Regions from separate parts of the Homo sapiens genome. Here region 2 is linked to region 1. Evidence: chromatin loops called from intact Hi-C (ENCODE). Cell type or tissue: heart left ventricle. All regions are shown on one strand. Links, peaks and the distances in the headings refer to the core of each region. The heading gives the core; the rest is flanking DNA.

Evidence for each region. Hi-C counts contacts between places; a loop is a spot of excess contacts. Peaks named below come from ENCODE experiments on the same cell type or tissue, not always from the same donor. Only the 100,000 strongest peaks of a DNase experiment are listed, where the experiment ranks them.
Region 2: it touches region 1 in a loop (13-fold over the local background); 4 of 110 quality-filtered maps call a loop at or near these places.

Annotation. Positions count from the first base shown.
Region 1 is chr16:20,806,879-20,823,330 of GRCh38, reverse strand. REXO5 (RNA exonuclease 5) reads right to left here. Exons shown (of 20, transcript NM_030941.3): 2 at 16,240-16,379; 3 at 10,029-10,141; 4 at 8,278-8,404; 5 at 7,119-7,215; 6 at 1,429-1,569. The coding sequence starts at 16,377. Among named protein-coding and RNA genes, the nearest start is that of REXO5, 8.6 kb to the right of the region's middle. RefSeq lists an enhancer at 16,000-16,139. In heart left ventricle, for the core only: no CTCF peak of the experiment used is centred there; no DNase peak of the experiment used is centred there.
Region 2 is chr16:20,871,010-20,887,461 of GRCh38, reverse strand. The region is part of intron 1 of DCUN1D3 (defective in cullin neddylation 1 domain containing 3); the gene reads left to right. Among named protein-coding and RNA genes, the nearest start is that of DCUN1D3, 21 kb to the left of the region's middle. RefSeq lists enhancers at 8,390-8,459, 12,530-12,749, 13,000-13,099 and a silencer at 11,804-11,883. In heart left ventricle, for the core only: no CTCF peak of the experiment used is centred there; no DNase peak of the experiment used is centred there; H3K27ac peaks cover 1,637 bases.

The DNA of each region.
Region 1 (16,452 bases), core at 4,971-12,970:
GCCTGGCACCTATAAAACACGCCTACATCAACTTAAAAAATTAAAAAAATAAAATTTATGCATCCAGAAAATAAGAACTCCAATAATTCCATGATAAAATACAGCCCAATTTAAAAATGGACAAAGGATCTGAATAGACAGTTCTCTGAAGCTATACAAATGACTAATAAGCATGTGAAAAGTTGCTCAAAATCATCAGCCAACAGAAACATGCAAATCAAAATCACAATGAGACACCACTTCATACCCACTAGGATGGATATATTCAGACAAGATAATAGTAAATGTTGGCAAGAATGTGCAGGAACTGGAAACCTCATATGCTGCTGGTGGGAAAGTAAAATGGTACGGCAGCTTTCACAGCCTGACAGTTCCTCAAAAGGTTAAACACAGAGTTGTCACATGACCCAGCAATTATACTCCTAGGTATATACCCAACAGAAATGAAAGCATGTGCCCACACAAAAAACTTGGACCTGAATATTCATAGCAGCATTATTAACTAAAAAGTGGAAACAACCCAAATGTCCATCACCTGATGAACAGTCTATCCAATGCAGTATCATTAAGCAGTGAAAATAAATGTAGTACTGATACATGCTACAACATGGATGAAGCTTGAGAACATTATGCTAAGTTAAAGAAGCCAGTCACAAAGCCCACATATTGCACATCCACTTACAGGAAATACCCAGAATGGGTAAATCTATATATAGAAACTAGATTAACGGTTGTCAAAGGCTCAGGGAGTTGGAGGGAAATTATAATACAGGGTTTCTTTTGGGATGATAGAAGTGTTCTAAAATTGTGGTGATGGCTGTACAACTCTGTGAACATAGTAAAAAATACTTAATTGTAACTTTAAGTGGGTGAATTGTGTGGTATGTTAAATTATATCTGTTTTTAAAAAAGGAAATTTAATTATCATTGCTATAATTAGGAGGTAACAAAGAAAATAAAATGAAATCAAAGTACTTTTATTAAATTCTTGCTATATAATTGACCAAGGCTCCGAGCCTAGACCTGCTCTATTTGTTAAAGAAATATGGGGGCAGTGTGGGAGGAGAATTAGAAGTACTGGAAAAGTGTTAAAATGTTAAAGACATACTGACTGTTTTTAATATATTAAGAAGAAATGAAAGAAAACTGAATGAAAAGGAAAGGGAATAACTTTCTTATTAAATATTATTTCAATGCTATTTAATGTCACATTCATGTACTACCTAAAATCATCACTTTGCCAATCACGGTAGACATCACACACTTTTGAGATACACTGTGCCGAAGATATTTCCTCATTAATAGAAGATGAAATAAGAATAAGCCACTCAGAAAACAGCCAGATAAATGAATCTCAAACAGTAGTATTTAAATAAGCTGTTAGATATTCTTACATTGTTAGCAATATCAGAGTAAGCCTAAGCCAACCTTGTAATGGAAAGTGAAACGTTCTCATTTCCTCCTTTGTCAGAAGGCATCTGGTCAAGCCCACTTTCTTAGAGCCATACTTTTGAATGATGGGATCATCCTGAAGGTTGATGGCGGCTTTTGCATTAGAAGGTAAAGGCCCTGAAAGAAAAACAATTGAACGTATATTAGAATGTGTGTTTAAGAACCCTAGAAGAAATGTCTCCTAAGGTTGTATAGGCTAAGCACAAGGAAGATCAAAAGATGTATAAAACTCAGCCCCAACCATTTAGGGGCTTGCAATCTATTACAATTATAAGAACACAGAAAGGCAGGGTGCAGTGGCTCACGCCTGTAATCCCAGCACTTTGGGAGGCTGAGGCAGGCAGATCACGAGGTCAGGAGATCGAGACCATCCATCCTGGCTAACATGGTGAAACCCTGTCTCTACTAAAAATACAAAAACAAAATTAGCCGGGTGTGGTGGTGGGTGCCTGTAGTCCCAGCTACTTGGGAGGCTGAGGTGGCAGAATGGCGTGAACCCGAGAGGCAGAGCTTGCAGTGAGCCGAGATCGCGCCACTGCACTCCAGCCTGGGCAGCAGAGCGAGACTCCGTCTCAAAACAAACAAACAAAAAAAACACAGAGAAAATGAAGTCCCAAATGAGCTAAAACAGTAAAGGGATAGGAGGAGGAATATACTTCACAATAGAGTGTCAGAGATCAAGAAAGGAAAAGATTGAGTCTTAAAAAAAAGACAGAATTCAGATAGTTGGTATATTCAACCTGTTCTTTACAGTGCCTGTCTCTCCCTTATGGTTCATTCTAGCTAAATATACTCCACCCTCAGCCACCTATTTAAGCAGCAAAAGCTTGTTCTTTAACCAGGGACCATTACTGATTGGATTAAGGGTATGACCTGGCTCAAGAGAGATCATCTATAGATTGACCAATGACTTGATATTCCTTATCAAGACATGTTCTCAGAGGGAAAATCTTAAGTAGTTAAGTTCATCAGACCGCCTGCTTTAAGGATTTTCACTAAAAAATATAAAGAACTGGGCTAGGTACAGTGGCTCACACCTGTAATTCCAGCACTTTGGGAGGCTGAGGTAGGTGGAACCCTTGAGGTCAGGAGTTCAAGACCAGCCTGGCCAACATGGTGAAACCCCATCTCTACTAAAAACACAAAAATTAGCCAGGTGTAGTGGCATGCACCTGTAATTCCACCTATTCAGGAGGCTAAGGCACAAGAATTGCTTGAACTCGGGAGGCAGAGGTTGCAGTGAGCAGAGATTGTGCCACTGCACTCCTGCCTGGGCAACAGAGCGAGGCTCTGTCTCAAAAAAAAAAAAAAAAAAAAAAAAAAAAAAAAAAAAATATATATATATATATATATATATATATATATAAAGAGAGAGAACTGACTAGTCAGAAGAGAAAAGAAAATACACAGATAAGTAGATGCTATGAAAGGGTTGGAGAAAATCTTTTTACTAGGGGCACTTAGGTTCCTGCTGGCTTTCTACCCACATACATCCTTCTTCAAACAATATTTGCTCAAGATGACCTAAGTGAGTAGCTGATCCTTGTAAAGAAAATAGCCAAAGTATCATAAGTAGAAGAGGACATTCCAGGCAAGACAGAAATGTAGAGTAAACTTGGTTTGTCAGTAGACCAGTAATGAAGAAAGAAAGGTCTGTGCAAGAGATGAGCATAGGAAACAAAGTTGAGACAGGAGCATAATTAACTTTCGTCCACCATTCAATACGTAATGGGGAGCCACAAAAAGCTCCTGAGAACGGAAGTGATGTAATTAAAGCAGTGTTTTAAGAAACATCAACCTCAAAGATTTGTAAAAAATGGAGTAGAGGCTGGGTGCATGGCATGCCTGTAATCCCAGCAATTTGGGAGGCCAAGGCAAGAGGATTGCTTGAGTCCAGGAGTTTGAGACCACCCTAGGCAACGGAGCAAGACCCAGTCTCTACAAAAACAAAAATTAGCCAGGCATGGTAGTGCATAACTGCAAGTCTTAGCTACTCAGGAGGCTGAGGCAGGAGGATCGCTTGAATGTAGGAGTTTGAGACTGCAGTGAGCTTAGATTGTACCACTGCACTTTAGCCTGGGCAACAGAGGGAGATCCTGACTCTAAATTTTTTTTTTTTTTTGGAGACGGAGTTTCGCTCTTGTTGCCCAGGCTGGAGTGCAATGGCGCGATCTCGGCTCACTGTAACCTCTGCCTCCCAGGTTCAGATGATTCTCCTGCCTCAGCCTCCTGAGTAGCTGGGATTACAGGCATGTACCACCACGCCCGGCTAATTTTGTATTTTTAGTAGAGATGGGATTTCTCCATGTTGGTCAGGCTGGTCTCCAACTCCCGACCTCAGGTGATCCACCTGCCTCAGCCTCCCAAAGTGCTGGGATTATAGGTGTGAGCCACTGCGCCCAGCCTAAATTTAAAAAAAAAAAAAAAAAAAGGAGGAAAGAAAGAAAGAAAAGAAAGGAAGGAAAGGAAAGGAAAAGAAAGGAAAGGAAAGGAAAGAAATGAAGAAAGAAAGAAAGCGAAGTAGAAAGAGGCTAGAAAGGGCTTTACAATAATTCTGGCCAAAAAATTATGAGCATCTGCTAGGGGCAGAAATACCATTTGAGCCAGCAATCATGTTACTGGGTATATTCTAAAGGAATATAAATCATTCTATTATAAAGATATGCGCAGGTGGAAAAGACATGGTATCAACCCAAATGCCCATAAATGATAGATCAGATAAAAAAAAATGTGGTACATATACACCATGGAATACTATGCAGCCACAAAAAGGAACAAGACCATGTCCTTTGCAGGGACATGGATGGAACTGGAAGCCATTATTCTCAGCAAATGCAGAAACAGAAAACCAAACAACACCATGTTCTCACTTATAAGAGGGAGCTGAATGATGAAAACACATGGACACATGACAACACACATTTGGGGTTGTCAGAGGGGTTGGTGGAGGTAAAGCATCAGGAAGAATAGTTAATGGAGGCTGAGCTTAATACCTAGGTGATTGGCTGATCTGTGTAGTAAACCACTACAGCACACATTTACCTATGTAACAAACCTACACATCCTGCACATGTACCCAGGAACTTAAAATAAATGTTGATGAAAAAAGGCCAAGTGCAGTGGCTCACGCCTGTACTTTCAGCATTTTAAGAGGCTGAGGCAGGTGGATCACTTGAGGCCAAGCGTTCAATACCAGCCTGGCCAAACATGGTGAAACTCTGTCGTTACTAAAAATACAAAAATTAGCTGGTATGGTGGTGCACGCCTGTAGTCCCAGCTACTCAGGAGGCTGAGAGGCACAAAAATCGCTTGAACCCAGGTGGCAGAGGTTGCAGTGAACTGGGATCATCCCACTGCACTCCAGCCTCAGCGACAGAGCGAGACTCTGTTTCAAAAAGAAGTTGTTACAGCATCTGAATTAAGATAGTGGAAGCTATGGAGAAAAAGGGATATATAAAACATACATGAAAAACTGGTAGAACATGGTGAAAAAATTATTCAGCCAGCAAAATATTTAAATATTTATAACTTTATTATGTAGCCGGCACTGTTTTGGCCACTAGGAATTCCCCAATGCACAAAACCAACAAAATTCCTCATGACATTTAACTTATAGTTGGAAATATGGATAATAAACAAATAAATACGTAATATATCAGGTAAGATAAGGGCTTTGAAGAAAAGGAGGAGAAAAGTATAGGAAATATTGGGGCAGGGAAAGGGTTACTGTCATATATTTTGTATAGGATGAGCTGAGAAGGTCTCTGTTAAATTGACATCTGAATAGAGATTTATAGGAGCAAAGGGAATTAGGCATGCAGACAGTTTGGGGATAGGGAGCCAAAAGAAAACTGTAAAATTCAACACTGGTGTCTTAGAGAAAAATGACACCAACAAGAGGGAATATGAAGAGACCATTATTTGAGGATGAGAAAAACGCATTTAGCTATGTTATGACTGAGGACAGTAGAATATCCAAATAGCAATTGGAATATTCAGCAGGCAGTTGAGAATGCAGGCCTGCAATCTGGGGCATCAGACCTAGAGATAAAGATACAGGAGTCATTCAAAGAAAACTAATAGGTAAACTTGGCAAGAACAGATGAATGCTCCGAAGGAAAGACTGATTAACGAAGATCAGAGTGCGAGGGACTATGCCTTGGGGACTCTGATATTTAGCACTGGAAAATGAAGTGAAATACTTAGGAGGATGGAGAAGTTGCCCTAACCTCTCTGGCTCCTCAAGGCCTACAGAATAAAATCCAAATTCTTTTGGCATGACATTCAAAGCCTGTAGGTTGTCTCTCCGTGGCTGGTACAGAATATAAAAATAAAACATAAAATAAAAACAAAGCCTGCAGGATATGGCTTTAATCTGCCTTTCCAGCTTTGTCTCTCATCACCACCTCCTCCTATTCTTCTCAGCATGTCCAACAAGCTGTACTCTTCAAACATGTCAGATTTCTTTTTCCTGATTACATCTTTTCTTTTGCAACGTGATGCTTTTACTTGAACCTAGAATCTCATAATGATTACTCTGTGATTTAATCACAGATGTTTAAAATACAGTGCAAATCAAATCAAATACAATTGCAGATCAAAAATGGGCATCCATGAGAAGAAGAGAACAACAGAAAGATAGAAAATTAGAAGTGGGGATTAGGACAGAGGATAATGCAAGCACATTTCTAGAGGAGATAAGAAATCAAGTTACTCCTCACTACTTTTTCATGTTCCCTCAGTGCAATTATTCAATTAATTATTTCTGAACACAAAATAGAGTATCATTGAACAATACCTAACCTTACTATATGCAACTAACTCTGATAAGTCCTATACTACTCTATCACTCACCTTCCTGCAAAACCAAAAAGATTACTTATAACTTACCAATAGGACACAACCCACAGTTTGAAAAACACACTGCTATCATGAATCTTTCAGCTGGCTAGTATCTAAACCTCCTGCCTATTCTTCACTGTGAGTAGTATCAGCAGGTATCCCTTATATTAGTCAAAGGCAAGATCTTCCTTCCCACCTGTACACTGGTGGGTACAAAGACCCAGTGACAGTTTAGAAATTATTCACAGTAATTCATAAGAGTCCAACATCAGTGATACCCAGGTATCCTTAGCTATCTAACCAGATTGTTTCTGAGACATGAACCCTGGCTGTGGTTCCTGCTATCTAACTTCCCTGAGTACCTGCCCATTTTTCCTTAAAAAAACTGTTTTTGTGGCCCAGGTATGGTGGCTCATGCCTATAATCCCCACACTTTGGGAAGCCAAGGTGGGAAGATCACTTGAGCTCAGGAGTTTGAGACCAGCCTGGGCAGCACAGTGGAGCCCCGTTTCTCAAAACAAACAAACAAACAAACAAACAAAATTAGCTGGGGATGTGGCCTGTGCTGGTAGTTCCCCAGCTACTCAGGAGGCTGAGGTGGAAGGACTGCTTGAGTCTGGGAGGTCAAGGCTGCAGTGAGCCGTGTGATCACGCCACTGCACTCACACCTGGGTGACAAGAGTGAGACCCCCGTTTCAAAAAAAAAAAAAATTGTTTTTGTGCTTAAGCTAGTTAGAATTGAGTTTTGTTGTGCTAAACCTACTTACAATCATATCCGTATCTTTTAGAGTGAGCAAAGCATCAAACCAGCATCATAGCTATACCTTCCATTGTCTTGGGCAGATCTCCAGCTCTTTGTTCAGTTTGTAGCCCAACAACATCAGCTAGAAAATCAGATGATGGTGGAGGCAAGCGGAATTTCTGAAAATATATTAACAGGTTTTACAAAAATGGTTGAAAACAGCTAAAATACTGTGAAAGGCCTGGACTTTTATTGTCACCTCAGTGCTTTGAAAGTTCTAGACAGTAATTGTTAGCATTTTAAAATAAGAACTGTTTCCTTAATATAGAAAAGTGACTAAGTAAATGAAGCCACACAACACTAACTGATCCCTATGATTATATATTGTAAAATAGACAAACTTTACAGAAATATACAACTTAGACAAGAAAAGTCCCTTTGTATTTTCAAAGTTCTTCCAAATCTATTATTTCATTGGAAAGCATGCCATTGCCATCAGAATAGATGGTATCACACGGCAAAAAGGTTGAGAGCTTCAGCTTCAGGTTCACCTGGGCTTAAATTTCAGCCCTACCACTTACTAGCTGGAACTCGGGCAAGTTACTCAGTTTCTCATGTACAAAATGGAAATTAAAAAGTATCTATTTTATAAGACTATTGTGATAATTAAAGATGATACGTGTAGCAGGTGGTCCGTGGTTAATAGAGAGCCTGATACACAGGAAGTGCTCAATAAATGAAAGCAAAAAAAATGGTGACCCAGGGAGGTTAAATTAGGGCTCACCAACTCAAATGCCTTCAGGAATAAATGGATGAAATGGGTCACTAGGAAATGGAAGAGGCTACGGGAAAATGGACAGCAGGTGCCTCTTTTTAAAGATGACAACTGCTATTCAGTTCCATATACTGTTTTAAGGGTGCCCAATCTTGCGATTTTTTTAAAGAGAGGTAGAAAACTCAGCTTGTATTATATTTTACAATTTCTGAAAACACCATAGCCCAAATAAAATAGAACAATATCAACCTAGGAGCTACAGATTATAACCTGGGAATAAGAGTTTGCCTAGATTTCCAAAGAAAATCAGAGACAAATCTACATGAGGCCTCTAAGGTCTTTTTGCTTTCTATATCCCCTACTGTTTGTTCAGTTAGGTTGCCAAGGAGCATGGTCCCTGACACATGTATTAGTCTCAGAATGGGAAAACAGACTCAGCCCCTAGTACAAAGTATTCTTAACTTACATGTCTGAATGCTTTTCGAAGACATCCAAACTCCAAATAGAACCTGTAAAAGTGTAGCTGACTCATTCCCTGCAGAACAAAAACCACTACGTTGTTTAGGTGGTTTTGATGAAAAAGCTGGCACCAGCTGCCAAGAAATCAAACCAACACAGTTAAGACAGATGGCCTTAAGTCAGTTACAGTCATATAGAGGGGAAATAGGGGAGAAGGCGCAGGAAAAGCAGTGAGTGAGAGTTAATAGAATTTATCACCATTCACCGTCTGCCTGGAACTGGAAGACAGCCATTATTGCACAGAATTCAAATAAAGATCCCTAGAGATAAATACTTGTTGTATTCAAATCCAGTAAAATACCAAGCAAAATGCAATGCATTTAAATTCACAGTCCTATTAAGGTTTGTTTGGAATCAGAACTAAGCTCACTTTACAAAGTCATCCCTAAGATACCAACCTACTCTGCGGTCCTTCCTAAACCAGGGAATCAAATGGCTGGCTTTAAGAAATTCAGTTTTCGCTGGGCACGGTGACTCACGCCTGTAATCCCAGCACTTTGGGAGGCCGAGGCAGGTGGATGACTTGAGGTCAGGAGTTCAAGACCAACCTGGGCAACATGGCGAAACCCCATCTCTACTAAAAAAAATACAAAAAAATTAGCTGGGCCTGGTTGTATGAGCCTACAATCCTAGCTACTCTGGAGGCTGAGGCAAGAGGATCACTTGAACCTGGGAGGTGGAGGTTGCATTGAGCGGAGATCGTGCCACTGCACTCCAGCCTAGGTGACAGAGCGAGGCTCCATCCCCCACCAAAAAAATGTCAAATCCTGCTCCACCCATTTTTGTAAATAAGACTATTGAACTACAGTCATGCTTATTTGTCTATGTGTTATGTATGGCTGCTTTGGGCTACAATGGCCAAGTTGGGTAGTTGCAATAGAGACATAAAACCTACCAAAAAAAAAAAAAAACAGTTTTAGATAAACTGACAGACTGATGGCTGTAATTGTTGATGGAGAAGACAGTTCTCGAAGTAGCTAGCCAATTCATAACAACCTCCCCCAGAAAGACGTGTGTATTATTTGCATACATACAAAATATTTTTCATAAGACACTTAATAATGGCACCAACAATATCAGAACAGTAAGATTCTCTTTTTTTTTTGTAGGGCCTGAGTCTCGCTATGTTGCCCAGGCTGGTCTCAGACTCTGGGACTCAAGTGATCCTCACACCTTGGCCTCCCAAAGTGCTGGGATTATAACTGTGAGCCACTATGCCGGGGCTCTCTTTGCCTTTTATTTGTAAAAGAAAGAAAAAAGATTAACTGGAATTCTTCACAGATCATTGTTATTTCAGCTGAGTCTGCAACACGGGAAACAAACTAAAATATCTATAGTAGCCAGACAGATACTGTAAATATGGGAAGCAGGCCAGGTAGGACATTGTAGTATACATGTCCCATATAAAGGGGGAGACCACCACTCAGCTTTGACAAATTATTGCCATGTGGGAATATAGGGATAGCTGCCATCTTTGAGTTTTTGGAAGAAGAAAATGTAGATTTTTATATAGGAATTTCCAGAATTAACACTTGGCAGCCATCATAAAAAATTCAGGACATGCTGCATAGCAAAAAAATACTGTCGATAAGCCAGTTTGAAACCTCTGGTTTGAATGATGGAGCTTGGGAGAGGTAAAAAAAAAAAAAAAAAAAAGAAACCGCTGGTCAATACCCACCATTTAAATTCATCTCATACCTGGGTTTTGGAACATTGGATTTGCCCAGAACTGCATACTTCAGCAATTCACACAGCTGGTCATGGGTTACTTCACAGTTGTCAGTAAATAAAATGGTAGATAAGCGGGCTTTCTGCAAAGATTAATCAGGGCGTAGCAAGCCATTATTGGTTATCAAGAATACCAACAAAGCAAGTTAAATTATTCTAGCTTCTGATTACTTTAACATACAGGTATATTCTAACATAAGGAAGTGCTAATTAATTGAAAATGATGGCCTAAAATAACAATATGTGGTAGGTATGACATTATTAATAAAGTAATTATCATTGACACAAAACTGAATTATAGATACTTGGTTACATGCTAGGAATAGGATAAATAAAGCATAATTCATGCTCTCAAAGAGTCCATTCTACTAGGGAGAGAAAGCAATAGCTAATTCCAACACAGTGTGGGTAAGTGCTATTACAAAGCTATGAGAACAAGGAGTCTAACTGCCTTAGGGGTTAGAGAGTTTGGGGAAGGCTACTGAGATGAAAATACTGAGGCTGAGCCTTGAAAACAATGCCATGTTGGAGGGAACATCGCATTCAACATGTAGTATGGTTTGGCAAGGAGCCAGGATTGCATGTTGCATAGTAGTGGAGGTATGAGGAGAGGGAAGCAGGAGCCAGATCATAGATCAATGCGGCCTAAGCTAATGAATCAGAATTTATCCCCTGGGCAACAAGAGTTCAGCAAAGCTCCCAACCCCTTTAAAAAGGCTTTGAACTTATACTTGTTTTTTTCTTTTCTGAGACAGAGTCTCACTCTGTCACCCAGGATGGAGTACAGTGGCGCTATCTTTGCTCACTACAACCTCTGCCTCCCAGGCTCAAGCGATCCTCCTGCCTCAGTGTCCTGAGTAGCTGGGACCACAGATGTATGCCACCACACCTGGCTAATTTTTTTTGTATTTTTGGTAGAGATGAGTTTTTACCATGTTGCCCAGGCTGGTCTCGAGCTCCTGAGCTCAAGCGATCTGCTCTCCTCAGCCTCCCAAAGTGCTGGGATTACAAGCATGAGCCACCACGCCCGGCCTATAGTCACCACGCCCAGCCTATATTTGTTTAATAAAGTAATTCGTGTTTGTTACAAAAGACTCATTAACAGAGAATTGTAAAATAAATGATACAGAGAAACGAAAATAAAAGTCACCTCAGAGATAATTAAAATAAAAGTACAACTTAGAGGTAATCACCACTTTCGTTTTGGTCTGCGAGGCAGCAGAGCATAGCGGTTAGAAGCTCAAGCCCTAGTCATACTACCTGAGTTCAAACACCAGGCTTGGACCAGTGCCATAGCCTTGGACCATCATCATCATCTTGGACCAGTGCCATAGCCTTTCTAAGACTCAGTTTCCTCATCTAGAGAGTAATTATAATTTTATCTCATTAAATAATTGGGAGGACCAATGAAATAGTTCAAGTACAATGTACTGAGGCTAGTACCTGACATAAGTACTTAATAAACATTAGATATTATTGCTAATGTATTCCCATGGCCTTAAGCTAATGTTAAACTCTTACATTAGCGAAACACAGTTCTGATCATTTTACATGCATTAAATCATTTAATTCTCACAACTTTGTAAGTGTGTACTACTATCATCCCCATTTTACAGATAAATTGGAGAGACAGATAAATGATAGAACCAAGACTGGAATGCAGGCTTATCTCTATACTATACAGCCCGCAGTGGATTTTATCAATCATTCTTTTTTGAAACCAACTCCCTACTCCCGAACTTAAGCTGTATCTTTCCATATCAGTTAAAAAAAATCAATTTTAATACTTGAATAATAGTCCATTTTCTAAATTTACCTGAAAATTTATAATATATCTGAAAAACATTCCCTATTGATAACACTGGTTTTTTAAATTACAAACAACATTATGATGAACATCCTTGTACAGACACCTTTGTACATCTATCTACTTTCTTAGGATCAATTCCTGGTTCAAATGAACTCCTGAAAGAATATGCCAGTTTGTTTTTACCAAATAAAAACATGAGATTAATAAGGTGAGACTGAGCAAGATGGAGTCTATATGGCGGTGAGTAACCCTGGTTGCCAGGCATGGGATGTCAAGAGCCTGAGTTGGGTGAGGAAGGTGTCCTGTAGAGGAGACAGTCCAGGACTAGGAGCAGAAGCTGAGGACATTCATGCAGGAGGGTGCTCTGGTGTGGGGTGTCAAAGCCTCAGCAGCACAAGGACGTCACCCATACAGGAAGGAAGGGAGGGCAGTGAGTCCTGACATCAGATGTCAGAAACTATTTAGGGTAAGGAGGGCATCAATGCTGAGGGACAGTAGTGGCCTGTTGCAGGGTTTAAAGCCTGAACAGGATGAGGGTATAAACCTGAGAGGGATGGTGGCAGCCACCTGTCATAGGATGAGGGTGCTCACAAAGGAAGATGACCTGGTACAAGGTGATGGAGCCAGTGCAGGGTGACAGAGCCTAAGCAGAGTCAAGAGGGTGTGAGGGTGGGTCAGCGGCAGCAATAAGGATTGATCAAATATACTGAAGATGTTGGGTGTCGGGTTTCTCATTGTTAGTGAAGGAAGTTACAAATATGAAAATGGACTGGGCGCGGTGGTTCACGCCTGTAATCCCAACACTTTGCGAAGCCGAGGTGGGCAGATCACTTGAGGTCATGAATTTGAGACCAGCCAACATGGTCAAACGCCATCTCCACTAAATGTACAAAAATTAGCCAGGCGTGGTGGTGGGTGCCTGTAATCCCAGCTACTCAGGAGGCTGAGGTAGGAGAATCGCTGGGAGGGAGAGGTTGCAATGAGCAGAGATCATGCCACTGCACTCCAGCCTGGGTGACAGGGCAAGACTTTTGTCTCAAAAGAAAAAAAAAAAGGAGAAAACTAGAATGAATAGAATGAACCCTGTATTACTGGATTTGGATTAAAGTGGAGATACTGATGTGAATTCACATAAGTAAAATACAGAAAAATATTTAAATGTAAGTATGTGTGTGTGTATACACTTTCAACTTACAAAATTTTCAATTTACGATGGATTTATTGGGACGTAATCTTATTTTAAGTGAAGAAGCATCTGTATTAACATCACCATAGCACCCAAATCTAAATATCATTCTACACTAAAAAGAACCAGGTACCCTAAGAGAAATGACTGATTCCAGGCTTGGGGCAGGGAAAGCACATATGAGCCTGGAATATCTTCTTGTGCCAGAAAGTAATGACATGCTCAAAGAATGATGTTGTCATGTCAAAAGGCCACAGAAGCTAGCTTAATGACAAAATCTTGGATATTTAAAGCATCACAATCCAGTAAAAGATAGTAACACACTGAACAAAATAGGTACCACTGAGTTCATCATACTGATAAAAAAGTAAATGCATAAGCCCAAAGTGTTTGAGGAAGCACATTACAGACAGCTGGGAGCAGTGGCTTGGGCCTGTAACCTCAGCTACACTGAGGCTGAGGTGGGAGGATTGCTTTAGCCCAGGAATTCCAGACTAGCCTGGGCAATATAGCAAGATCCTGTCTCAAAAAAATAAGAATGAAAATTACACAGAGAAAAAGATAACTTTAGAGAACTTTAGTAGAAACTATCTTAATCTAGTTATCAAGGTTAATATCACCAATAATGGGACAAATCAAATTGTGTACAATCTGCAAGGGAGCAGAGTATCACTCCTGTGATATTCCTGCTAAAGATGTATATAACCTGAATCTAATCAATGAAGAAACAGACAAATCTAATTTAAGGGACATTCAACAAAATAATTGGCCCAGGATTATTCAAATGCAGTAAAGTCATGAATATCAAGGGAAGACTAAGGAACTGTTTGATGGAGACATGACAATTAAATTTAACACAATTCTAGACTGGATCTTATTGCTAAAAAGCGTTATTCAAACAACTACAGAAAATTTGGATGGCATCTGAGGAGTAGATGGTCATGATATATCCATGGTAATTTCCAATTTTGATGGTTGCATTGTGATTATGTAGGTTTATAGAGAATATATAATAAAATATCTTGAGGGTGGGTAGAAAAAGACCATTGTGTCAGCAACTACTTTCAAATGTTGGTTGAGGGGAGGTTTTGATACTATTCTTACAACTTTTCTAAAAGTTTGAGATTGTTTCAACATAACAAAATATGTGATTGTCAATCTCCTTACACTAACCACATAAACATTAAACATTTTTTTGCAAATTTGATAGGCAAAAAAACTGGAATCCCACTTTAATAAAAAAAATTTTCAGCTGGGTGCAGTGGCTCACACATGTAATCCCCAGCACTATGGGAGGCTGAGGCAGGTGAATCTCCTGATCCCAGGAGTTGGAGACCCTGTCTCTCTTTAAAAAAAAACAAACGAAAAAAAAACAAAAAAAAGCAGTGGCTCATGCCTGTAATCCCAGAACTTGCAGAGGCCAAGGTGGACAGATCGCTTAAGTCCAGGAGTTCAAGACCAGCCTGGGCAACATGGCAAAACCCCGTCTCTACAAAAAAAAGAAAAATTAGCTGGCACAGTGGCACACATCTGTAGTCCCATCTAATTGGTGGAACTGAGGTGGGAGGATCACTTCAACCTGGGAGGCAAAAGTTGCAGTGAGCCAAATCCAGCCTGGGCAACAGAGGGAGACTCCACCTCAAAAAAAAAAAAAAAAAAAAAAATCACATCCCTAATCCCTCTCTCACATATTATAACTTATTTTTATCATTTGTCTCTGCCCACTAGAATATAAGACCTACTAGGGCAGTGAACTTGATTCACTGATGTACCCCAAGCACCTAGGTCAGTGCCCCAGCACATGGCAGACAATAAAAACCAATGAATAGCTGGGTGCAGTGGCTCATGCCTGTAAGAGGCAGAGACAGGAGGATCCTTGTCACACCACTGTAGTCCAGCCTGAGTCCAGCAGAGCAGAGACCCTGTCTCAAACACAAAAACAAACAAAAAAGCCCAATGAACGACTGAAGGGATGAATGAAGTATATTTAGTTCTCAGTAAATGGTAAGGATGATAGGGATAATCAGCCTTTTTATTCCCCTATTGCAGCGGTCCCCAACCGTTGGCACCAGGGACCGGTTTCGTGTTAGATAATCTTTCCACTGACTGGGAGAAGGGCTGGGGGGATGGTTTCGGGGTGATTCAAGTGCATTACATTTATCATTAGAGTCTCATAAGCAGCATGCCACCTAGGACCCTCGTATGCAAAGTTCACAATAGGGCTCACAATAGGTTTGGCACATTCCTATGAGAATCTAATGCCTAGGTGGAGCTCAGGGGGTAACGTTCTATCGGCCACCGCTCACCTCCTGCTGCTTTGTGGCCCGGTTCCTAACAGGCCAGCTGTGGACAGTGGGTTGGGGACCCCATGGACAGGCAGGTACTAGTCTGTGCACAGGGGGTTGGGGACCCCCGCCCTACTGGAATGTAAACTGCACGAGGGCAAGGAATTGTATTTTTGTGCCCCAGGATATCGATGAACATTCCTATTATGTACAGGCAGTTTTTTTTTTGTTTTGTTTTTTGTTTTTTTTTTTTAAGAGATGGGGTCCTTGCTATATTGCCCAGGCTGGTCTTGAATTCCTGGCCTCAAATGATGCTCCCGCCTTGGCCTCCCAAACTGCTGGGATTACAGGCGTGAGCCACTGCACCCGGCCCACCATCCCAGTTTTTTTTTTTTTTTTTTTTTTTCTGAGACGTGATTTCTTTCTTGTTGTCCAGGGTGGAGTGTAATGGCGTGGTCTTGGCTCATTGCAACCTCTGGTTCCTGGGTTCTAGCGATTCTCCTGCCTCAGCCTCCCAAGTAGGTGGGATTACAGTCACCCACTACCACGCCTGGCTAATTTTGTGTGTGTGTTTTTGGTAGAGACGGGGATTTCTCCATGTTGACAAGGCTGGTCTCGAACTCCTGACCTCGTGATCCGCCCGCCTCGGCCTCCCAAAGTGCTGGAATTACAGGCATGAGCCACCGCACTCGGCCGACTCACTATCCCAGTGACAGCCAATGACAGCCTTGTTGCAGGAAGGTGGTATTACACTCATTCCCATTTTAATGATCAGGGATCAGGTTCGGAGAGGCCAGGGCGGAGAGCCCGCCCGAATCCAGTGCCCCCGACGGCGGTTGGGCGAGGGTCCGGGAGCTCCAAACCGCCTAGGGCCGCCTGCTCGGGATCCCCGTTGCTCACCTTGGCCTCGGGCTGACTCTCCTCGAGATCCCAACCGGCTTTCATCGCCTCAGCTGCCCCGACCAGCTTATTTGGGGCCTGCCTGCTTTCCCTGACCTTCCTGGGGTGTCTCTCGGTCCCTTCCCTCTCTGGCTCCATGGCTGTGGAGAAAGATGAGGTAGAGCTGGGGAAACTCCAGCGCCCCTATTCCCCCGCGTGCCGCCTCCTAGCGGG
Region 2 (16,452 bases), core at 4,032-12,031, 65 kb before region 1:
CTCAAAGTGTGGCTTTGGTTACACTTGTAATTTATGTGTTGCTGAAATGAATACTCATGTGTTTTTTTACTGCTGATGGTGCATAAGATGATTTTTGGTGGCACATGATGAATACTTTTCATTTACTAGTTCTGTTTTTTATTGTATTTACTTACTTTTTGAGATGGAATCTTGCTCTGTCTCCCAGGCTGGAGTGCAGTGGCGCTATCTTGGCTCACTGCAACCTCTGCCTCCTGGGTTCAAGTGATTCTCCTGCCTCAGCCTCCCGAGTAGCTGGGATTACAGGCACCCGCCACCACGCCCTGCTAATTTTTGTAACAGGGTTGCACCATGTTGGCCAGGCTGGTCTTGAACTCCTTACCTCAGGCGATCCACCCTCCTTGGCCTCCCAAAGTGCTGGGATTACAGGTGTGAGCCACAGCGCCCAGCCTACTAGTTCTGTTTTTTAATGTGTATGAATGAAAACATAACTATCATATCACACCTATGAATTCATGGACAATAGTGCTTAGGATGATACTAAAGTCATGTCAAAGACAAAATTGCAACCAATTTAGTTTCCAGATCTCAACTGGCTGTATTGCAATTCTAGAATTGGGCAATGTTTCATTCCATAATATAGAATAAGTGTTTAGATGAGCTAAAGCAGGAGTTGGCTTTATAGACAGAAGGGCTGAAGAAAGCAGAAGCAAAGAACAAAGAGTGTATCAGTCCTTTTAAAGCTGCTTTTCTTGTAAGGCAGGACAGGGAAACAGAACAATAGAGAAATAACTGAATAGTTAACATTAGATTACTTCAGACTTTTGTGTGTGTTTGTGTGTAAGGTTTAAAACTAGGGAACTTCATTATCGTGCCAGTTGAAGATTTAAACATGGAGTTTGGGAAGTTGGATGTTATCTCTTTCTCCTGGTTTCTGGGAAGGTCAGATAACAAACTTAGTTTGGGCATGAATGACTCCATTTTGATTTTTAGTCTGGTCTCTTGGAGCCTAGTGCAGGAGCTTAGTCCAGAACCATGGTCTTCTATCATTTTTATTTAACAGTAGATGCAGTTTTTAAAGAAGCTTTTAAGAAAAATATTAGGTGAACAGTAGATGGGATGGTAAAGATGGGATATGAATGGCTGAAGTTTGTAGGTTCCAAGACTCAGTAACTCTAGTGCAGCGCCACACCTTATTCAATGAAGTCTTTGTGGTGATGGCCACTGCTGAGCAGGTCCCGATTTCAGGACTTAAAGACTTGCCTTCAGAAGTCTCAGGCAAAAAAATAAAGACTTGACTAACTCAAGCAAATTGACAAATTTCTTTTTTTGCATTTGTGACAAAAATACCCACAAGTAGGTTATGTAGAATTTAAAATACCATAGCCATTAGTATTGGTGGCCTTTTTTTTTTTTTTCAATGAAAAAATGAATAATATTGTTTACTCTTTCACCTTTAGCAGTTTCCCGGCTACCTGGATTGCTCCTCAGTTCCTCATTGTTTGCTGTTGGGACTCCCCATGTTAGAAGTAAAGTTAGGGTCTGACTTGTTCTGTTGGGGTGGGAGAAAAAGCCTAATTGCTTCTTGAACCCAAGCCAGTGCATGGATTCAAGGCTCTGTCCCATCTCAAGAGCTGACCTGTAGATTACTTCTTCCTGGTGACTGCTTTAAAGGGACAGTGGGATATGTGCCCTAAAATGATGTTAAACACTGAGGCAGGCAGTATTTAAAATCTCATTTCACTTTGTCATATTGCTCATAATTCAACATAGTGGGGTCTTGAGAAGGGAAACGAGTAGTAGTAGAAATGATACAGACTACTGTGGGAGGCACTTGCTTTTTCAGTAAAACCCAGAATAAAATGGAAATCTCTGTTAAGCAATAGAAGCCGAAAAAGCTGCTTTCAGATGTAGTTTATGTTTTTTTTTTTTTAAAGCCTTAATTACCTGTAGTCCCTAAACATTTTCTGTGTATCTTTACACTGTCATCTTTTATTATCTACAGTTGGGGATTGGTCTGTGTTTGCAAGTGATCTTGTTCTGAGTTAACACGCTGTAAAGGGCCATGGATCTGGTATAGCTCCTTGTAATAAGTTATTTAGTGTTTCAGATTTTAGTTTTAAAAAATTGCTATAAAGATGGATCCAAGTCTGATAGGTCCCTGTGCCAAGTGTTACTAGTGAAGATTAGGTTAAAATAGAGCAAAATGCCGGGTGCAATGGCTCACACCTGTAATCCCAGCACTTTTGGGAGACTGAGGCGGGCGGAATCACGAGGTAAAGAGATGGAGACCATCCTGGCCAACATGGTGAAACCATGTCTCTACTAAAAATACAAAAATTAGCCGAGTATGGTGGCGGGTGCCCGTAGTCCCAGCTACTCAGGAGGCTGAGGCAGGAGAATTGCTTGAACCCAGGAGGCAGAGGTTGCAGAGAGCCAAGATTGTGCCATTGTACTCCAGCCTGGTGACAGAGCCAGACTCCGTCTCAAAAAAAAAAAAAAAAAGCAAAATGGTGGCAGTGATATAGCCCAACATTATTCTCCTAATTTATTTTATTTATTTATTTTGAGATGGGGTCTTACTCTGTTGCCCAGGCTGAGTGCAGTAGCCTAATCATGGTTCCCTGCAACCTCGAACTTCATTTATTTAATACAAGGTTTCTACATGACTTCATAATGAGAAACTCTCAAATGTTCCCCAACTGAGGTGGGATCTGTGCTTCAATTCCTCATACTTTGTAAATTTCGATTTTGTCATTCTTACTGTCTTGTCTCAGAGAGGTGTCGTGACCTGTGTCATTGGGCACATTGGCAAGGTGGAAAAAGCCTTTTACTGAAGGCTGTGTTTTGCAGGATTACAAGTCTGCCTTCCCACTAAGATCTAATTGATGACACGCAGCAAGCATCCTTTGAGCAGATTTTGAGTTCAAACCAAGCAACTCCTTGGATATACAATTATAAGACCACCTTACTTGTAGATGTCAGGTTTCTAGAACAGCCTATTTCCTGTGGTATGGAAGTTAGTCATTATGTGTAGGCAATGGTTGATGAGTCTGGATACATTCTGAAAGGGGAGGGGCCGAGTTGTGACATTCACCCTTGGTCTGCAGACCAAGTTTTGCAAAGCTAGAGTGGGGCTGTTTGTTTTCTTCTCTTCTTGGGAAATTGCCATTGGATCAGTTTGTCTTGGTTAAGATCTTTTGTGGGTAGCTGAGCAGTTGGGCTTTTAAAGATGAAAGCCACATGAAAGAAGACTGTTCTTTCCTAGTCATACAAATGATTATCTCCATGGTCGTATAATCTCCATAAGAAGTATGAGCATTCGAGACCACACATTTAAAAACTTAACATATAACAGAGTCAGAAGGAAAGATGTACAACATAGTGGCAGAGGTCAGTACCTTTACAAGCCATTCTTACATGTTCCAGCACCACTTATCGCGGTCTTCTCATGGTAGAATAACCTTTTAGTTTATCCAGAATCTTTTCACTCCTAAAATAAAGCCCTTTTAGGATGTTAGAAACTTGAATATTCATGGCAACTTCAAGTAAAAAAATAAAAATGTTTAATTGAAGACTTAATCTTTAACTCTGACTTTAAAACTTTCCTAGTCAAAGAGCTGGAGTTGCTTAATTTATCAGAGCATTTGCTTTTCCAAGTTCACAGCTCTCAATCGTTGATTGGCCTAGCAGAAAGAGATAATAAAAAGTTGTGCAACAGGTAAAAATCTTTCCAGTTGCCTTTTCCCCATTTGGAAGGAAACCTGTTTTTCTTTCCTTCTGAACAGTTTGGCCTAAGCTCCTCCCCTTTCTGATTTGCATATTTGCTATTTTCATACAGTACTTCAATTGATTCACTCAACAGAAAGTTCTAAAGATCTCCAGTATTTAATACTTCTGATACAACCAGCTTAAGCAAAAGAATTTTCAATTATGATAGCAGTTTAACAGAACAAAAATTTTTTTTTTTGAGATGGAGTTGCGCTCTGTCACCCAGGCTGGAGTGCAGTGGCTCGACCTCGGCTCACTGCAAGCTCCGCCTCTCAGGTTCATGCCATTCTCCTGCCCCAGCCTCCCTAGTAGCTGGGACTACAGGTGCCCGCCACCATGCCCGGCTAAATGTTTTGTATTTTTAGTAGAGACGGGGTTTCACCGTGTTAGCCAGGATGGTCTCGATCTCCTGACCTCGTGATCCGTCCGCCTCGGCCTCCCAAAGTGCTGGGATTACAGGCGTGAGCCACCGCATCCGGCCAGAACAAAACTTTCAAAAACACACTTTTAAAGTACTGAAGTTACTGAAACTCTGAAACCTGAAATGCTCCAAAATTTAGAACTTTTGATCCCTGACATGAGGCCCAAAGGAAATGCTCATTGAAGAATTTCAGATTTCAGATTTTCATATTAGGGATGCTCTACTGGTAAGTACAATGTTAATATTCTAAAATCTGAAGTTCAAAATCCAGAACACTTCTGGTCTCAAGCATTTGGGATAAGGGATACTCAACCTGTACAAGATATTTTCTCCCTAAGAAGAACCAGACTGTTATTTTTAAGTTAGAAATCTATAAGCAAAAGACTGGCATTCTCAGACAGAATGTGGACCATTCATAGGGTACTTCTGAAACTAAAAACCAGTTTTGTAAGCTAAAAAATGTTGGCCTCCAAAATGTAATGCTTTCATGGTTGTATTCAAAGTGAAGCGTATGTATTCTGAATTTTTCTGAAAGACTGACTCTAGGATTGGACACATCGTGTTTCAGGAAGAAGAAATGTGTTTATATGTTGCCAGCTACTTGTTCCAATAATTTTTAGTGCCTATTGTAGATCTTGCTCTTAAGGACTTTATTGTCTGGTTGGAACATAAGATAGTGACAATTAGAAAATGTTGTAAAACCAGTGCTGTAAAAATAGCAGTGCTGGCCGGGCATGGTGGCTCACGCCTATAATCCCAGCACTTTGGGAGGCTGAGGTGGGCAGATCACCTGAGGTCAGGAGTTCGAGACCAGTCTGACCAACATGGAGATACCCCGTCTCTACTAAAAAATATATATATATATACAAAATTAGCAGAGTGTGGTGGCACATGCCTGTAATCCCAGCTACTCGGGAGGCTGAGGCAGGAGAATTGCTTGAACCCGGGAGGTGGAGGTTTTGGTGAGCTGAGATTGCACCATTGCACTCCAGCCTGGGTGACAAAAGCGAAACTCTATCTCAAAAAAAAAAAAAAAAATAGCAATGTTATAAATGAAGGTGCTCAGGGGCAGAGAGGCTCTCAGTCAGGAAGGAGTCCTGTGGGAAGTAAAATCCCAGCATAAGGCATGAAAGACTAGAGAAAGGAATGGGGAGGGATTCTGAGCAGTGGTAACAGTGTGTATAAGACTAGGCCGGGCACGGTGGCTCATGCCTGTAATCCCAGTACTTTGGGAGGCTGAGGCGGGCAGATCACAAGGTCAGGAGTTTGAGACCAGCCTGACCAACACGGCAAAACCCCATCTCAACTAAAAATACAAGAATTAGCTGGGCGTGGTACCATGCGCCTGTAATCCTGGCTACTTGGGAGGCTGAGGTAGGAGAATCGCTTGAACCTGGGAGGCGGAGGTTGCAGTGAGCCAAAATTGTACCACTGCACTCCAGCACGCGTGACAGAGTGAGATTCTGTCTCAAAAAATAAAAAAGTAAACACATTTCCCCACCTAACTGAAAGGATGTTTGAAATTAGGGGAGCAGTTTGGTGAATTTCCTCTGTCTCTGTCACAGGCTAAGGGCTTGCATAAGCTGCTTTAGTTCTGAGCTTATTTCCTCATCCGTAAAATAGGGATAGCCATAGGAACCTCCGAGAGTAGCTGTGGAGAGTAAATGCTATCATGACTGTAAAATGCCTAACGTTGTTTCAGGCACAATAAAGGTGATGGAGGGAACGTTTATCAAGCTTGGTTGAGATTTCCAAGCTATGGGTCATATCTCATTGGTGGGTTATAAGCAACAATTAAAAACAAAATGGGAAAAAAAGAAAACAAATAGTGCAAATCAGTGCATCATAGAAGTAAGGGTAAATATTGAGTAGATTATTTATTTTGAGACAGGATCTTGCTCTGTCACCCAGGCTGGAGTGCAGTGGCACACTCATCGGTCATTGTAACCTCAAATTCCTGGGCTCAAGCAGTTCTCTCCCCTCAGCCTCCTGAGTAGCTGGGACTAGAGGTGTACATCATCACACCCACTTAATTGTTTTAAATTTTTTTGTAGAGACAGAGTATCGCTGTGTTGCCCAGGCTTGGGTAAATATTTAAAAGGTTAAATATTCATGGAACTTTTCTTTGAGTTGTACATGGCTTTATATGTGTGCATTGGGTAAGGATATAAAATATATTTCTCACTGAAGGTTGCAGTTAAAGTTTGAAAACTACTTGTATAGTCCAAACTCTCATTTCTCAGTGACTCAAAGACTTAGCACACCAAAGCAAACAAAAAACCACTCTATCGGAGTATGCTGTTTTGAAAGAAGCAATTTAAACCTTCAGGCTTAAAAAAAAATAGCTTTGAAAAGCATCCTTAATTTAAGAGTCTGAATTTTGGCTCTGCTGCTTACTATCTCCTAGGGTATTATTATTGGAGAGTTGGATTGTTTTATTAGTTGATATGTGTAAAAATGTTTTGAGAATGATGCCTGGTACGTAGTAAACCTTGGGAAACTATTTGTGGATGTTACTATGTAAAAGTGGTAGTACTCTGCATTTAGGTAGATTTGTGCAGTGCACTAGGGACATAGTAGGTGCTTATTTTCCATTTGATTCTTTAGAAAGTATCTCTTAGATGCCAGTTAGCCATTTTCTTTTCTTTTTTCTTTTTTCTGTTTTTTTTTTTTTTTTTTTTTTTTTGAGACAGGGTCTTACTCTGTCACCCTGGCTGGAGTACCCAGGCATGATCACTGCTCACTGCAGTCTCAGCCCTCTGGGCCCAAGGGATCCTCCTATCTCAGTCTCCCAAGTAGCTGGGACCACAGACATGTACCACCAAGGCTGGCTAATTTTTTTATTTGTGATTTTGTAGAAATTGGGTCTCCCTATGTTGCCCAAGCTGGTCTCGAACTACTGGGCTCAAGCAGTCCTCCTGCCTTGGTCTCCCAAAGTGCTGGGTCTGCAGGTGTGAGCCTTCGCATTATGCCAAGTTGACCCTTTTTGTGTCATCATACACATTCCCTGTCTTCTTGGAGCTTGCAGTCTAAGATGCTGTCACTAAAATGACAACAGCCTTTCTCTTCTATGTACTTTTTATATTTGACTATTTGCTTGGGAGCCATGAATGTTTTTGTCCCAAGGGAATAAATAATGTGTAATGCATTTAAGCCTTGGACGCACGATAGACATAATAAAGTATATTATAATAAAATGTCATCTTAGGCACTTAAAAAATTCGGTTTAAGGACTTACTGGGAGGGAGAAATTACGGAACATTTTCTTTTCTGGTTCTTAAAATATGTTTTTGGCCTGGAAGAAACAAGTGTCAAAGTTGTTTTTAAGATTATTAGGTTGACTTCTCTTACAGTGAGTAGTTGGTGTCAGCAAATTGATTTGCAATGAGAAAGATGACTGTGCCTTTTGCTGAGCAGTGGTGGATAATGAGACTTCCACTTCAATAAGCCCATTGGCAATACCGAGTCATAACCTGGGTGAATAGGAGTTAATCTTGGCTGCCTGGCAGAAGTGGATTTGTTATATAATTTATGATACCCAGAAATCCTTTGGGGAGGTCTTTATTATCTTATTATCATGACAGTATCCATCTATGCCTGAAGATTAATTTTTGTTGTTCTCATCTAGTTCCACCAGAGCGATTCTCCTAACTGAAAGGGTAGTGACTTGTTAAATGCCTGCATTTGGCTTTTGCTTTGACACAAAGGTATGCTAATCAAGATTGGATGTTAGCAATCCAGAAATATTTCAGTTAGTGATTTATTAATAGTTTAGAGATTTTTTTTTCTCCTGTTAAACTGACTTCTGAAAAATGAGTCATATTCAGGGTTTCAAACATTTCCTCTTTGACCAGCCTCAAAAAAGGTTTATCAGTGTTTGTCTTGTAGATTGTTGCTGCAATTCATTTGTGTCAGTTCTGCCACTGCTGAAACAAACACAAGAGGGGTATCAGTTTGGTTTTCCATCATTTGACACAAGCGGACTTCTTAATTCTGTCACTGGTGGACGATCACTGTTAAACAAGCCGGTACTATTTTTTATGACTCACTGAGAAGTCATGTGGTAGTGTGATACCCCGTCTCCAGCTACCAGTGTTTAAACTTGTAATTTTCAATATATTGTGTTAAAACAGACTTCTAATTCTGGCTATTTTTCTTTTCAATTTTAGGCCTAAAATTGGAAGCTCTGTTTTTATAAAACAGCCTCCTAGAAAAGTCACCGGTGTTGCTATTCTCTTTCTACCCCAAATATCATAACTGGGCCTGGGGGCGGGCAGAGTAAGAGCTGGCTGTTTCACATGGTTAAGCAGAATGTGTGGGTCTGCCAGCCAGCGGAGGTGGAATCTGCCCTTTGCTTTCTCAGCAAGTACCTCTGGCTTTGGGGGCCCCGTTGAGGACTTTAGTTGTTGGCCTTTCTCGCAGTCATGTGAAACAAAGTTCATTGTCTCTGGTGGCTGTAAAGAGATGGAGGACCTTTATTGTCTGTATCACTTACCCTCTTTGATAAGGTATGTGCTTCAGCCCTCCAAGTTAAAAGTCACTCTGTCATCAAGTGAACAGTGGTATAACATCTCAAGAGGTGTAACACTGGCCATGAGTCCTTGTGTTTTAAGCAGTTGAATTCGTATTTAAAGCAAGTAGTATGCAGTATTCAAAAAAGCTGCTGGCTGTTGCTCCTGCATCTCTAGACACCTTAAATATGATGCCTTTATTTGTTGAGGTGGGGAAGATGCAGTTCAGACCAGCAGCCTGAGGCTTTTCACTGGAGTGTTCCCAGTTGGTGAGCCCCTTGGTCTTCCTAGAGTGCAGTGCATGGCTGTGGCTTCAGTAAACCCTTGGACATAACACCCTGACTGAAAAGAGAGGCAGAAGTGATTTCCATTAATGTGAATTTTTTCTAAGATCCTGAGGTACAGGTCAAAAAGAGACATGACAGGTTGAACATCTCCCTATGTCAGCTTCATATTCTGGCTTTTGCTGTATTTGAGGTGAAAATTAGCTTGTGAAGTGAGGAGAGATGGACCTGTGTACTGCTGGCTGAGAAGCTGTGTTTGTATCACATTATCTGAGAAACTCATAAGGTAAAGAATAATTGGAGTAATAAGATAATCCTCTCCTCTCTTTCCTCTCTGAAGGTAGTGGGTGCTTCGAATGGGGGGAGTCCAAGAAAAAATAGACCTTAAGAATCAGGGCTGGGCCCAGTGCTCACACCCATAAACCAAGTGCTTTGGGAGACTGAGGCAGAAGGATTGCTTGAGCCCAGGAGTTCGAGACCAGCCTGGGCAACATAGCAAGACCCTGTCTGTACAAAAATAAAAATGAAAAAAGTAGCTGGGTGTGGCACCATGTGCCTGTAGTCTTAGCTGCTTTGGGAGGCTAAGGTGGGAGGATCGTTTAAGCCCAGAAGTTTGAAGTTAACAGTGAGTTATGATTGCACCACTGCACTCTGGGCTGGCAACAGAGCCAGATCCTGTCTCTAAAAAGAAAAAATCAGCTCTTGAGAACTGAATTGAGTTCTGCATTCTTAGGACTCAACTCCCTTTACTCTTTCCTGTTGAGTGTTTGTTGACATCATCCTATAATTTGAATTGGTATAAATAGCTACCATTTATTGAGTATTAATTGTGTGTGAGAAAGTGCTAAACATCTCAGATTCAGCATTTATTCAATCACGAGTTAATATATTTAAAGCAATAAAGCCTTGTACAGAGCATGTGCTCAGTATCAGTGACTATTATTCCTTCTACAGATACTTATCAATGTGCCATGTGCCACATAGCCTAGGTGCACAGGGTAAAGTGGCGAATAAGGCAGGTAAAATGCCTGCTATTAGAGGGAGCAGGCAATAAATAAGTCAGCAAATTAGAATTTCACAGAGTTGTAAGTGCCGTGAAGAAGTAAAACAGCGTTGTGCTGAATTAGAGGGAAGTGGCATTTGGATTGGTTGAACATGGAACACATGTCAGCACGTGAACTGAGACCCATCTCATATGAAGCAGCCATTTATTCTTCACCGTGACCTTTTTTTTTTCATCGCAGAACTCAGTCCCATTTTTTTGTTAATTGATAAATAATATATGTAGTTTTGAGACATGTGATAATATGATACATTCACATTATGTGTAAAAATCAAATCAGGGTAATTGGGATATTATATCACCTTAAATATTTATCTTTTCTTTATGCCGGGATCATTTAAATTATTCTCTTCCACCTATTTTGAAATGTACATTAGATTATTGTTGACTGGAGTCACCCTACTGATTTTTCCAACGCTAGGTCTTACTTCTGTTTGTACCCACTAACCCACTTCTTTTCATCTCCCCTCCCGCTCCCCTTCCCTGCCTCTGGTAACTACCTAGAGAAGATAACTGTCTCTCTCTTCCTGAGATCCACTTTTTTAGCTCACACATGAGTGAGAACATGTGCTATTTGTCTTTCTGTGCTTGGTTTATTTCACTTAACGTAATGACCTCTAGTTCCAACCGTGTTGCCTATGACAGGGTTTCATACTTTTTTATGGCTGAATAATATTCCATTGTGTATATGTACCACATTTTCTTTATCCATTCATCCATGGATGGGCACTCAGGTGGATTCCATATTTTGGCTATTGTGAATAATGCTACAATAAACATGGGAGTGCAGATCTCTCCAGTATATTGATTTTCTTTCCTTTGCACATATACCTAGTAGTGCAATTGCTGGATCATACAGTAGTTCTATTTTCAGTTTTTTGAGGGCCCTTTATACTGTTTTCCATAGTGGCTATACTCATTAACATTTCCACCAACAGTATACGAGGGTTCCCATTTTTCCACATCCTTGCCATTCATTATTCTGTTTTTTTTTTTTTTCATAACCATTTTAACTGGGGTGAGATAATATTTCGTTGTGGCTTTTATTTACATTTCTGTGATGATTAGTGATGTTGAGCATTTTTTCGTATACCTGCTGGCTATTTTCATGTCTCCTTTTGAGAAACATCTATTCAGATCTTTTGCCCATTTAAAAATCAGATTAGAGTCGGGCACAGTGGCTCGAGCCTGTAATCCCAGCACTTTGGGAGGCTGAGGCAGGCGGATCACCTGAGGTCAGGAGTTTGAGACCAGCCTGGCCAACATGGTGAAACACTGTCTCTACTGAAAATACAAAAATGAGCTGGGCCTGGTGGCATGCGCCTGTAATCCCAGCTACTCGAGAGGCTAAGGCAAGAGAATCACTTGAACCTCGGAGGTGATTGGTTGCAGTGAGCCGAGATCATGCCACTGCACTCCAGCGTGGGTGACAGAGTGAGACTCTGTCTCAAAAAAAATAAATAAATAAAATAAAAATCAGATTATTATTATTATTATTTTGCTATTAAGTTGTTTGAGCTCCTTATATATTCTGGCTGTTAATCCCTCGTCAGATGGATAGTTTGCAGATTTTTTTTCCCATTCTGTGGATTGTCTCTTCACATTGTTGATTGTTTACTTTGCTGTGTAGAAGCTTTTTAGCTTGATATAACCCCATTTGTCTCTTTTTGCTTTGGTTGCCTGTGCTTTTAAGGTCTTACACAAAAAATCTTTGCCCAGACCAGTGTCCTAGATCATTTCCCCAGTGTTTTCTTCTAGTAGTTTCATAGTTTCATGTCTTATATTTAAATCTTCAATCCACTTTGATTTGATTTTTGTATATAGTGTGAGAGAGGGGATCTAGTTTTATTCTTCTGCATATAGTCATTTAGTTCACAGTGATTTGTTTTAGTTCCCGTTTTCAACTGAGAAGACTGAGATGGAATATGGTTAAGTGTGAGCTAGAGAGTTGGTAGAGCTGGGCTGTACAAACCTAGTCATTTTGCATCCAATGCATGTACTTTCCCTCCTGGAAGGCACATGACTATACTGGAGCAGCTGAAGGAGCTGCAATATCTGTGCAACTGGTTTTTGAGTGAGAGAATTGAATGTTGGTTGCAGAACAGTCAAGACACTGAACGCAATTCAGAAAAGTTGCATGTAATTTCATGGACCCCCTATTGTTGGATGCAACATTTGTGTGTGTGTGTGTGTGTGTGTGTGTGTGTGTGTGTGTGTGTGTGCATGAGCGCACGCAGTTTATTCTGGGGCCATAGTTGTCTTTGAGTCTTCAGACTTATTGATGACTGAAAGAACTTATGGTGCTGCTGCTTTATTTTATAAATTTTTTATGTTGTTTCTTAAAATAGGGCATAGCTGCTAGGGCAGGGTTTTAATAGACAGCATTGTGGTGGCCATTAGGTGGCAGCAATTTTGGCAGGTCATGTGGGTGGGAAGTGGGCAGGAACGAATCATCAGATGTCTTACTTTGCAAAGCTTGCAGTACCACAGTGCCTTCCAACAGGTATAGAGCTCCATTTTTAATTACCTGCTTATCTTTGCACATGTTAATGTACTCTGGGGCCTCATGCTACATGAGCATTTGTGAAAATAAGTAACTTAAAAAAAAAAATCAAAGCCTAAACCTTGGGGCCTCAAGTTTCAACCTGCAGAGAACGTATTCAAATAAAGATGTGCAAACATGAGCATTTCCTGTCAGTCTTTGAAACTTAAACACTTTCTTAATAGGCTCTTCGGCATGTAAAATCAAAGAGAAATTGTCTCAGTGATAGGAATTGAAACCAAGAGGGTAGCCAAGTTCAGGTTAGATTTGGGCTTTCAGTTTCATGGGATATGGTTTAGATCAAATACCTGTTTCAGCTGGAAGGTTGATCATGTTATTGTACAGAGAAAGACTTCTGAGAGATTTTTGCTTTCAGCCTTTCACATGGTGTCTGAATGCTGGGACGGGGTTCCTCTTTGGGAACAAGATGATGACAGCAAATATGTACACAATAGAATAAAGCTCCTGAAGTATTCTGTGGCATATCTACTTGAAGGAGGTCTAACGGTGTAAAAATTGCAATTGGAAAGATTCTTGTAGCCAGTTAGTCATACCATCTTTTAAATAGCATCCTACTGGTCCACGTAGTTATAATGGAATTTGACAGCTTTCATGAACTTGGGATCATTGGTCCTGTTGTTCAGCTAAGGGTCCTATGATATATTCGACTAGAAATTGTGGCCTAGTCAGTTGGTTCTGAACCATGAATCAGAACATCTGGCAATTAGATCTTCTCTCTCTTTGCTCTCTGAATAGAAGAGATCTGAGTGACATAGCTGTGTCTTGGTAGGGACTCTTTCAGTTGTGATAGAAAACCTGATATCTAACTTATGCAAAGGAGAGTTTGTTGGCTCACACCTGTGAAGTTCAGGCTTTGATCTTGACTCTAGGAACAGTTGGATTCAGGGTGTAAATAATGCCTTCAAAATTCAGTTTCCCTTTGTCTCTTCATACTGCTTTCCACTTGGTGATTTCATTTTTGGGTTCTACATGCATTTGAGCTGAGCCCCATGTGATAAACAGGGACCATTTAATCCTCACAGTGACCCCCTAGGCATTCTTATTTTCTCTGGTAGCTCTTTCTGGTAGCATCTCCAGCCTCCTGTATTTTCAGGGTTGAGATTCTGTCTGGCTGGCTTGTCATGGGCATATCCTGGGTCCAGTCATTAAAGCCAGGGGCATGTGAGGCCTTGGTGGGGCTGAGTCCCATAGTTCTTTATGAACCCCACCCAGCCATATGGCCGAGAGCGAGGGAAAAGGATCTGCTGGTGAAAATTGGGTAATCACCTGATGAAGAGCCTGGATGCTGGGAAGGCAGACACGTCTGCTACAAATCTGTCCTTTGACCCAGTCTGCAGCTTGACAGCCCATGTTAGTCTTCACACTAAATCCAGCCCATTGACCATTTCCAGGCATTCCACATTTCTCTTTTGAATGAGCCTCTTGCTCCCTGGGAATGTGAATCACTCAATCCATGGGCCAGACCCTTCTACCCCTGATGTTAAACCTTTGATAAGGGGACTGTTACTCATTAGACCTTAAGATGGTCATCATCTTTGTCCTCTTCTTTTCCTTGGAGGGAGTGTGAGGAGGAAGTTGATCTTCTTTTGAAAGAATAAATTGAGGAAATTTAGATATAAGTGAAAGATGTCTTTAGGATTAAGCTGCTTTTCTCCCCATTCCCCCATCATTTAAAAACACTTCCTTAAAATCCCTGGAGCCAGAATCACTGGATCATTGGATTGGTTAGTTGTTTTTTTTTTTTTTTTTGAGACAGAGTCTCGCTCTGTAGCCCAGGCTGGAGTGCAGTGGCACAGTCTTCCTCACTGCTACCTCTGCCTCCCAGGTCCCACTTCAAGCAGTTCTCCTGCCTCAGGTTCCCAAGTAGCTGGGATTACAGGCATGTGCCACCATGCCCAGCTAATTTTTGTATTTTTAGTAGAGACGGGGTTTCACCATGTTGGCCAGGCTGGTCTTGAACTCCTGACCTCGTGATCCACCTGCCTTGGCCTCCCAAAGTGCTGGGATTGCAGGCGTGAGCCACTGCGCCTAGCCTGGTTAGCCTTTTTGATGTGATTCGCAGTGAAGCAAGACTGAAAGGATATACTCCAAAATATTAACCGTAGGTGGTGAAATTAGTGATTGGCTTTTTTTTTCTTTATGCCTCTCTGTACTTTCTAAACTTCACAAAATAATTATGTAATACTTTTGAATTTGCCAGCAGGAAAGAGAGTCTAGTGACCTCACTTTTCTGACCAGGTTACTGATGTGGTTGAAAGCAGGAATTCTTTTATTGTGTGGATCTTTTCTGTCCCTCTTCCTCTTCCTGTCTGCTATGCATTAGCAGTCAACCTCCATCGTGGGGAAAAAGCTGATAAATGTGGTCTTAATGGATTTAGATTTTTTTTTTTTTTTTTAAGAATTAGCAAACATTAAGAGGTTGATTGGTTACCACGTGGTGAACCTGAGGCCTACTTAGAGGCCTTTGGCTCCCGAAACCACATATCTACATTTGTGGTCATCCAGGTGCCCTTTAAGACATTTGGATGCAGTCATTTATCATCTGTATGTTGTGTTCCTTCGTCGTCTTTGGACTCATTTCATAATTTCCTTTCTTGCCTTTTACTTAGATGCAAAAATCTAACCTTATCTCCAGTTCACTAATTTTCAGTGAGTTGCTGACTCCCAAGTTCTCAGAAGGTGATTGAAAAATGAGCAGTTGATGTGGTAATTGGGTGTTTTGAGGACTAATCAGCTACAATCAGGTAAACCTCCAGGGTGGCTGATAACCATATGCTGACTGGAAGGAGGGTATTAGTGCTAATCAGTGGTTTACTTTCAGTGGGCTCTACTGAGGCTCCATCCTAAGGAATAAAACAAGCTGCAAGCTTATAACGGAGATGAAGAGTGCAGCAGGCATGCCGTTTTTATTAGAGTTAAGGTTCAGTACAAATCCAGGATGGCTTTCTGGTTTTAAACAGGGAAAGTCACTGGAAAAGCTGGTGTGAAAACAAAGAATGACCTAGAAATTTGGTGCCCATTTATGATGCTCCCCCTTGCACATAAGTGGGTAGTTAGAAATGCCCAGATCAATAGTGACAGCAAAAAATATTTCAAGTATGGGTCAGTGAAATGATATAGCCCTTTTTTGGTTATTTTGAGTTATGTGGGATTAAACATGTAGCTCAGTTTGGAAGCCCAGAGACCAAAAAAATGGTTCATTATTTGGTATTTGGAAACTTTATAGTATGTGCGTGTGTTGGCTTGGCTGTATTTGGCAAGTAGGCATTTGTTCTAGCCAGCCCACACTGGCTTCAGTCCTGAGGCCTCAACTGGACATATATTCTTAGTAGTGAATTCAAAGGGTGCAATGCGAGGGACATTGAGAACACTTTCAAAAAGAAATGACTTTATGCTAAACTGGCTGGTCTTAGTCATGTGACCTAAGATGATTTTTATAGAAACATAGCCAGTTTTCTTTTTTAAAAGTTTTCTCTGTCCTCCCTACCCCCTTTCTCCCTTCCTTCCTCCCTCTTTTCTTTTGCACTTTTGAGATTGGTTGATGTAAAAAGTCATGGGTTCCTCCCCAACCCTAACTGGAACTGCTGTTGCTTGTTGCTGCTGTACATTTTAGGACAAAAAGTCTTTTAAAAGCTGGAAAATAGAAGCAGACGGGTCTCGTTTGCTTTGGCAGAGGGATCAACTTTCCCTCCCAAGTAGCTCTGGGTAAGACCTAATCTCCAAAGGTGATCTTTGAAGTCTTAAGTTGGAAGTGGCAGCAGCAACTGTGCATTTAAAGTGTTCCCTCAGTCTTCCTTGTTATTTTTGCACATTTACTTTCTAGGAAGTAGTTTACAAATGGACACCAGCCATATTCCGTC